Linked DNA regions of Homo sapiens: region 1 is linked to region 2. A link is a loop called in an ENCODE intact Hi-C map of the cell type or tissue named here. Cell type or tissue: PC-9. All regions are shown on one strand. Each heading gives the region's core, and the rest is flanking DNA. Links, peaks and the distances in the headings are about the cores only.

Region 1 (2,500 bases), core at 1-2,500, 830 kb before region 2:
TGACAGCTCAAGCTGACTACTATACATTGTCACTGGTATCATTGTTACTGCTCTGTTAATAGCTACCATTTATTGAACATAAATCCACTGAATATTCCTCCATTCAAAGATATTTCTTGAGCACCTGTTTTGTACAAGCCTGATACTAATTTATGGGAATACATTGGCACTGATAAATAAAATCACCATAGTCCCTGTTCTATGGGAGAGATTAAAATGAAACAAATATATTATAGATTATGTATATACACATATATGTGTATATATATAAGTATATATACATATGTACTTACTTATATACATATACTTATATATATACGTATATATACGTATACACATATATACGTATATATACGTATACATATATACGTATATATACGTATACACATATACGTATATATATAAGTACATACTTATATATATGTATATGTGTATATACATATATAAGTATACACTTATAGTATATACTTATATATTTATACGTATATGTGTATATACATATATTACACACGTATATAAAATATGTATGTATATTATGAATGAGCTAAATGCTGGGATGAAGAAACACAGAATTTTATGGGAGCATGTAACAAAAGGACCAAATTTAGCACGGAGGTTCCTGGAATCTTTTCTGAGAAAGTTTAAGCTAACACTTGAAATTTGACTGTGAATTGACCAGGCAACATTAGAAGGGCCAGCAGATTGAAAGAGCCTGACTCAGGTGCAGGCTTGGGACACTTGAAGAATGTAAAAAATGCTAGTCTAGCTGCAGAATATTGAGAGTGCATGGAGAATGGCATGAGATGGAGTTGGAGGAATATTCAAGTGCCAGATTATAAGGTAGCATTTTAGGCAAAGGTTGAGGTTTTTTATTTGTATTCTAAGAGCAATGAAAAGCCATTCTAAGAGCAATGAAAAGGCTTAAAGTTTAGATATGATCTTAATAGATTTTCAGATTTGAAAAGACTTTTTGATGACTCTGTGTAGGATGATCTAGGTGAAGAAAAAGAAAGTAAGACTCATTTAATATTTTAGCCTATAGGCCATATTGGCTTACACTAGGTTGCAGCAGGGGAAGATAAAAAGTTGAGGTTTGATTTAAAATATATTTAAGAGGAAGTCATAAAAAGATTTCATGATTGACTGTATATGAGCACAAGGAGGTGAAGATTATCAAAAATGATCCCTAGATGTGTGGGCTGAACAACTAGCCAGATGGTGGTGCTGTTTACAAAGCTAGAGGGAAGTAAAGGAGAAGGAGTTTAGGTGGGGGAGCTGTGTGATACAGGGAGTTCAGGTGTGGACATACTCTTCTTAGGATACTGGTAAGATGGTCAAATGGAGATACTGAATAGGCTGCTGCATATTCCAGTTCGGAACTCAAAGAGAGGTCAAAGTCTGAAATATTGCCTAGTGAGTTGGCAGAATATACATGCACATGTCATGGTTGTACATGAGATTGTATACAGAGAAAGTATACGGTGATAAAAGAAGCAGATAAAACTTGGCACTGAGTCCCAAAAGAAACCAAGAGTATTCAAGAGATAGGAAGAAAACTTTTAAGATTGTAGCATCCCAGGCCACAAGGAGTGAGGAATATTTCCAGAGAGTAGTCGTCGGTCACTTTGTCAGAAACTACTATGCGGTTAAGTCATAAAAAGAAGAAAATAGCTGTTAACTTTAACAACACAGAGCTTCTACTTTAGGGCAGACATCATGCAAGACCTTTTACATCTAACTTTTAGTCTCACAGTGCAATAAGTAATATTGTCATGTTGCAGATGAAGAAATGAGCATCTGAGTGCAAGGTCACACATTGAGAAGGAGTGGAGGCAAATCTGTGTTCACCCGGGCATGATGCTGGAAAGAAGAAGCCTTATACTCTGTCACTGCCACTAGAGCCTTCACCTTTCCCTTTCTTGAACTGGATTTGCTGTATTGTCACTGTTTCTTTGTTTGTTTGTTTGTTTGGGCTTTAAAATCAAGGCCACAGAACTAGTTTCTGTTTATTTTCTTATTGCTTTATGTGTGGTAGCCCTGTCTCTCCCATTAGATTTATGAGTTCACTGAGGGCAAGCACCAGACCATAGTGTAGAGGAAAGAAAATATACTTTGCAACCTGACAGACCTGGGTCATAGTTTAAAAATTATAATGTCCATGAAGTGTCTAGAGGAGTGACAGGTACAGATGATCCAAGTGTTGAATGGATGTGACTTTTATTATTTCTGTATATTCCTTCCAACCAAGTGCACTGCAGAGAGTAAGATTAAATATTTATGTAACTTAATTGTTAGGATACCATGTGTGGTAATAAATTCTTCCTCAGTTAATTGTTCCCATCATTATTGTTAATATAGTTTAGGAGTCAATTCACTCTCCATATCAAAACTTGCCTTAACCTGGGACTGAGAAGAGAATATAAAATAAGATACTGTGCCTTTCCTTAAACCTGTGCAAATGCCATATTGGAAAACTAGACCCTTGAAAATCACCAACTAC
Region 2 (4,277 bases), core at 1,095-3,594:
CCCTCCCCTCCCCTCCCCTCCCCTCCCCTCCCCTCCTCTTTCCCCTTCCTTCCAGTAAATCATTATTAAATACCTACTACGTGTCAGGCATAGTCCTAGGCACTAGACTACACCAGTAAACAAAACAAAATCCCTGCTCTTATGGAGTTCAAATAAATCTCAGGAGGTGGATATTTAAGATGTGTTTTCATGGTGTCCCCTTACAGATATTTTGATGGAAGTCATTGTTGCCTCCTTTGTATAATATGAAACAATAACAATAAATTTGGCTGGGTAGGTAGAGTGGGAGGATGCAGCCATGAATATATACACAGATAGTTGATGCACGGTGTCTATTCCCTTGGGCTGTGGCTGACTAGACATTCATATAATTCAGGAAACATTTATCAAGTGCCTACTGTGTGCCACACTCTGTTGCAAGCTTTTCCCCGGAGCAGGTTACCACATGACTCCCAGAACAGCAAGAAAGGAGGTGCGTGACTACTCCATATTTCTATTGTTTCTCATGGAATTAATCACTTTTTAATTGTTTTTTTTTCTCATCTAAAACCAAACACATACAGAAACACACATGACATACACTCCGTTCTCTGTCCTCAGTGGCTAGATTTCAGGGAAGTTAAGGCACTTGAAGCTAAATAAGTAAGCCTTTTACTCTCTAATATAATGTGTTTAACAGAAAAACTTCCAGGTACATTTTAATGCCACCGTTCCTTGGAGTCTATTTAGATACGACTTTGGCATGTTCTACCTGGGGATTTGACCCCATTAGTGATGGCCCTATTTGCAATATTCCTTCTGGCACATCCACTGAAGGGGATCAAGCCCACTGCCCTAATCAGGCAACTTGAATACTGACAAAACAAATCAATAAGCTCACTGGAGAATTTTACTGAGCCTGGCATCAAATGTTTGGGGTATTTTAATTTCTAAAAAAATTCCACCCCTTTTACATTTAAACCATCTGAGAAATGTTATGCAGATGTAACTTGAATGCAACTGTTTGTAGCTCCATTAAAGGTTAAATTTGCATAAAAATTAAGTTATTAAATGAAAACTGTACTGCATTGAGGGTGCATTATACTGTGATTGACAAAACTCAATTTTGTAGACTGACAGTGAGACTTAGATACATTTAGATAATACAGGGAAATAAACCTCAGGATATCCTATGAAAAAGAATAAAATAGTTGAGGAGGTAGAGCCATTTGGATGCTAACACTTTGGCCAAAGTTAGATAAAAGAGTATATTGTATGTGTTTACAGTGAGACATATTTGCTGGTATTTTTGTTCTTTTGGTGCAATGGGATATAATTTGGTATACTCAGTAAACAATCTTCTGAATGGAATTTAAGGACCATTAAAATGCAGATCCAACAACACGATAGAGAATGTTAAATAATGTGAACATGGAGAGTAGCCTAGTCAAATGGGAATGGGAACATTCGATGACCTGAGAGGTTTGCTGTTATTCTTCTGTCAGGGGAACCTATGCTGGCTAAAAGACCTTGTAAGAGAAGTTCATAAAACATTCATACATGTAATTAAAGCTTCTCTAACTTAAGAGCTAGGGCATGCATCTTCTGGATAATTCACTTAATTTGCAGTTTTAATTGTGGTTAGTGTAGATTTCTGAAATTTCTACATCCGTTAACAACAATATATTATTTTTTAAAGTCTCCTTATAAAAATGCTTCATGAATCTAAAATGTAATTCAGAGTAAAATTCATTACCTTTAGGAAACGTAATTGAAAACATTTTCTCTTACTCCAAGAAAGATTGAAATGGCTATCCAAGTAATGAAAATGGTACAATGAAAAATTACGGCCTCCACAGGCCATCAGTTACGGCATCGTCTTCTACTTATACATAAACTTTTCTTGAAATACAACTACAAATATAATTCACGACGCATTTTCAAAGTTGGCAAGTGTACCATATCAGGAGATTCTACCAATTTCCATAGTTATTTTAAAAACAATTTCTTTCACATTCAGTGCAAAATAAAATAAGTTCAGAGAAGTTTCACAGACTGATTTTCTGGGGTTCCTCAGGGCATCTCAGTGTTTTAAAACAACAAATACCTGTTTGGATATTCTCTTCAAGTTTTTCCTTAAATTTTGGAAAGCAGTGAAAGGTTTTAGGATCTAAGAAGAATTTACTTAATGATCAGCTAATAAGGATCAGGAATTTACTTAAAGATTATCACAAATGATGATACCTCTCAAATAGAGACACTGGCAGAACAATGCTTGTCTGGTGACTCATACATATCTTTGCTAGAGGGAGTGGTATGTAGACAAAGGATTAAATAGTATTAAAGTTAACTAAAGACAAATAGAGATATCAGAGCCTGAGGCTACTGGCTTCTGCAGCAGATTGCCCCCATAGGTAATAGTTCATTTGTTTTGTACAGTGTTTTTATAACTTTAGTGAAGATTAGAATCACCTGCAGGACTTTTTAAAAGACAGATGATCAGGCTCTACCAACAGAGTGTCTGATTTATTAGGCCTCGCTGGGGTGGGGCCCCTGAATTTGGATTGCTCAGAAGTTTTCCCAGATGACACTAGTGATACTGTTTAAGAAACCACACTTTGAAAACTTGTGATTTGTTCCAGTTATTCCGGGTGTTGGTGCCAATCTTATTGGATTGGTTTAAATACTCTCTTTTGTAATTTCACTTAAGTCAATCAGTTTCTTGGAGATTATTGCCCAGTGATGATATTCACAAAATATGATATGGAAAACAAAAACACTAGGTTGTTAATTTCTAAACCCTGCTGGGATCACTTTCTTCAAACCTCTTAGCAGTTTAAAGGGAGTCACATGAAGTCAGTTGCAGAAGATCACAACTGGATAGACAGCACTCAACAGCCAGGAAATAACTAGGATAAATTTGCAGATCTCATTTTCTTTCCACGATTAGAAGTAATTTTGTCATGGTAATCTTGTAGTCTCTTATGGACTCACTAAAGTAAGCATAATAGGTGATGTTGACAATTTGGTTTTTATTTGGCAGAATGATGTCTAAAAAAGATAAAGGAATATTGTCATTGGATGAAACAAATATTTATCTATGAGAGGCAGAGTCCTGTAGACTTTCTAGGTTCTGCTTCTTTCATCGTTGGACATGGGCAATTTATTTAGCCCCTATGGGCCTCACTTTTATCTCCTATAAAATAATAAAAATAAAAGTACATATATTATATAGGGTTTAGTGAGATAAAGTTAAAAACTCCTGTAAATCACATAACAAATTGCCTGCCACATATAAGTACTCAATTAATATTAGCCATTAGGCTTTATGTATAATCCATAGATAAATGGACTAGCTGACTCTATCTCTTGGAGGATCTAAAAACACTTCTTTGGGCCTGCCAGTTCTGGAGAAGGGTGGAATGGGGAGACACAGTGAAGTTAGATCAAGATGATGGAGTGGAGGTCCTTTTGCACTGGAGATTGTAACAAGAATGTGGGATGAGAGGAGCGTCAGCAGGCATAGGTGCATAACAGAAGTAGTTTCTAATGAGGATTACAAAGGAGAAACAGAACAGTATTTTGCAGAAAGTCTCTATAACTGAAGGAAATGATGAAAGAGAACTTAAACCTTTTTTTCCTTGACACAAGCCATTCTCCTCCTTTTCAGGGATGTAGCTTTCTCTATCAGTACTCACCGCTTTTACTTTCCTTCTGTCTGTAGCTTCAGTCACTCTGCTGTGGGTCTCCCTGTTCTGTTATGGTACATACAAGCTACAAGGGATGCTTATTTTTTTTGTTCCCTGATAGAGTCAGTTTAGGCCCCAGAACTGATAACAAAAGGCGACAAGCATCTTTTCCTCATTCTAAGCATCTGGGCATACTAACAGGGCTCTAAAGCAATCCCGAGACTTCCTTGATAGCCAGGAGAGAACTGCATCTGCCTTTCCTCATTCTTTTTCTCACCTCCCTACTGCAAGAAGGGGAGACAGCACAATGAGTCAGAAGGAAGAAAGGAGAATAGGAGTAAAACAACAAATCAAGCCCCTCTTCCTCACTGCAGGCTAGTTAGCCTAGGCCAGGCCTGAACTACAGAAAGGTGACAAGCTTGTTATCATTTGTGAGATATGAGATACCTGTTTTGATTTTGATTAGATTGGATTTTGAGTAGTATTTTTGTTATTAATACTTAAAAAGAGCTGGTTATACAATTCCAAAGCAACCTAAGCTGTGGGGGTATATCCCGGATAGCTTCTAGAGGCTGAGAAGGAAGACCCAATAGAAAAAGTTTTAAACTG

The links. A loop is a pair of places that touch in the nucleus more often than their neighbours do. Peaks named below come from ENCODE experiments on the same cell type or tissue, not always from the same donor. Only the 100,000 strongest peaks of a DNase experiment are listed, where the experiment ranks them.
Region 1: it touches region 2 in a loop (4-fold over the local background); 3 of 110 quality-filtered maps call a loop at or near these places.

Annotation. Positions count from the first base shown.
Region 1 is chr3:174,124,240-174,126,739 of GRCh38, forward strand. All of the region lies in intron 4 of NLGN1 (neuroligin 1), which reads left to right. Among named protein-coding and RNA genes, the nearest start is that of NLGN1-AS1, 200 kb to the left of the region's middle. In PC-9, for the core only: a CTCF peak has its summit at 1,191 (motif pointing right); no DNase peak of the experiment used is centred there.
Region 2 is chr3:174,953,314-174,957,590 of GRCh38, forward strand. All of the region lies in intron 1 of NAALADL2 (N-acetylated alpha-linked acidic dipeptidase like 2), which reads left to right. Among named protein-coding and RNA genes, the nearest start is that of NAALADL2, 96 kb to the left of the region's middle. In PC-9, for the core only: no CTCF peak of the experiment used is centred there; a DNase peak (open chromatin) is centred at 2,358; H3K4me3 peaks cover 322 bases; H3K27ac peaks cover 1,071 bases.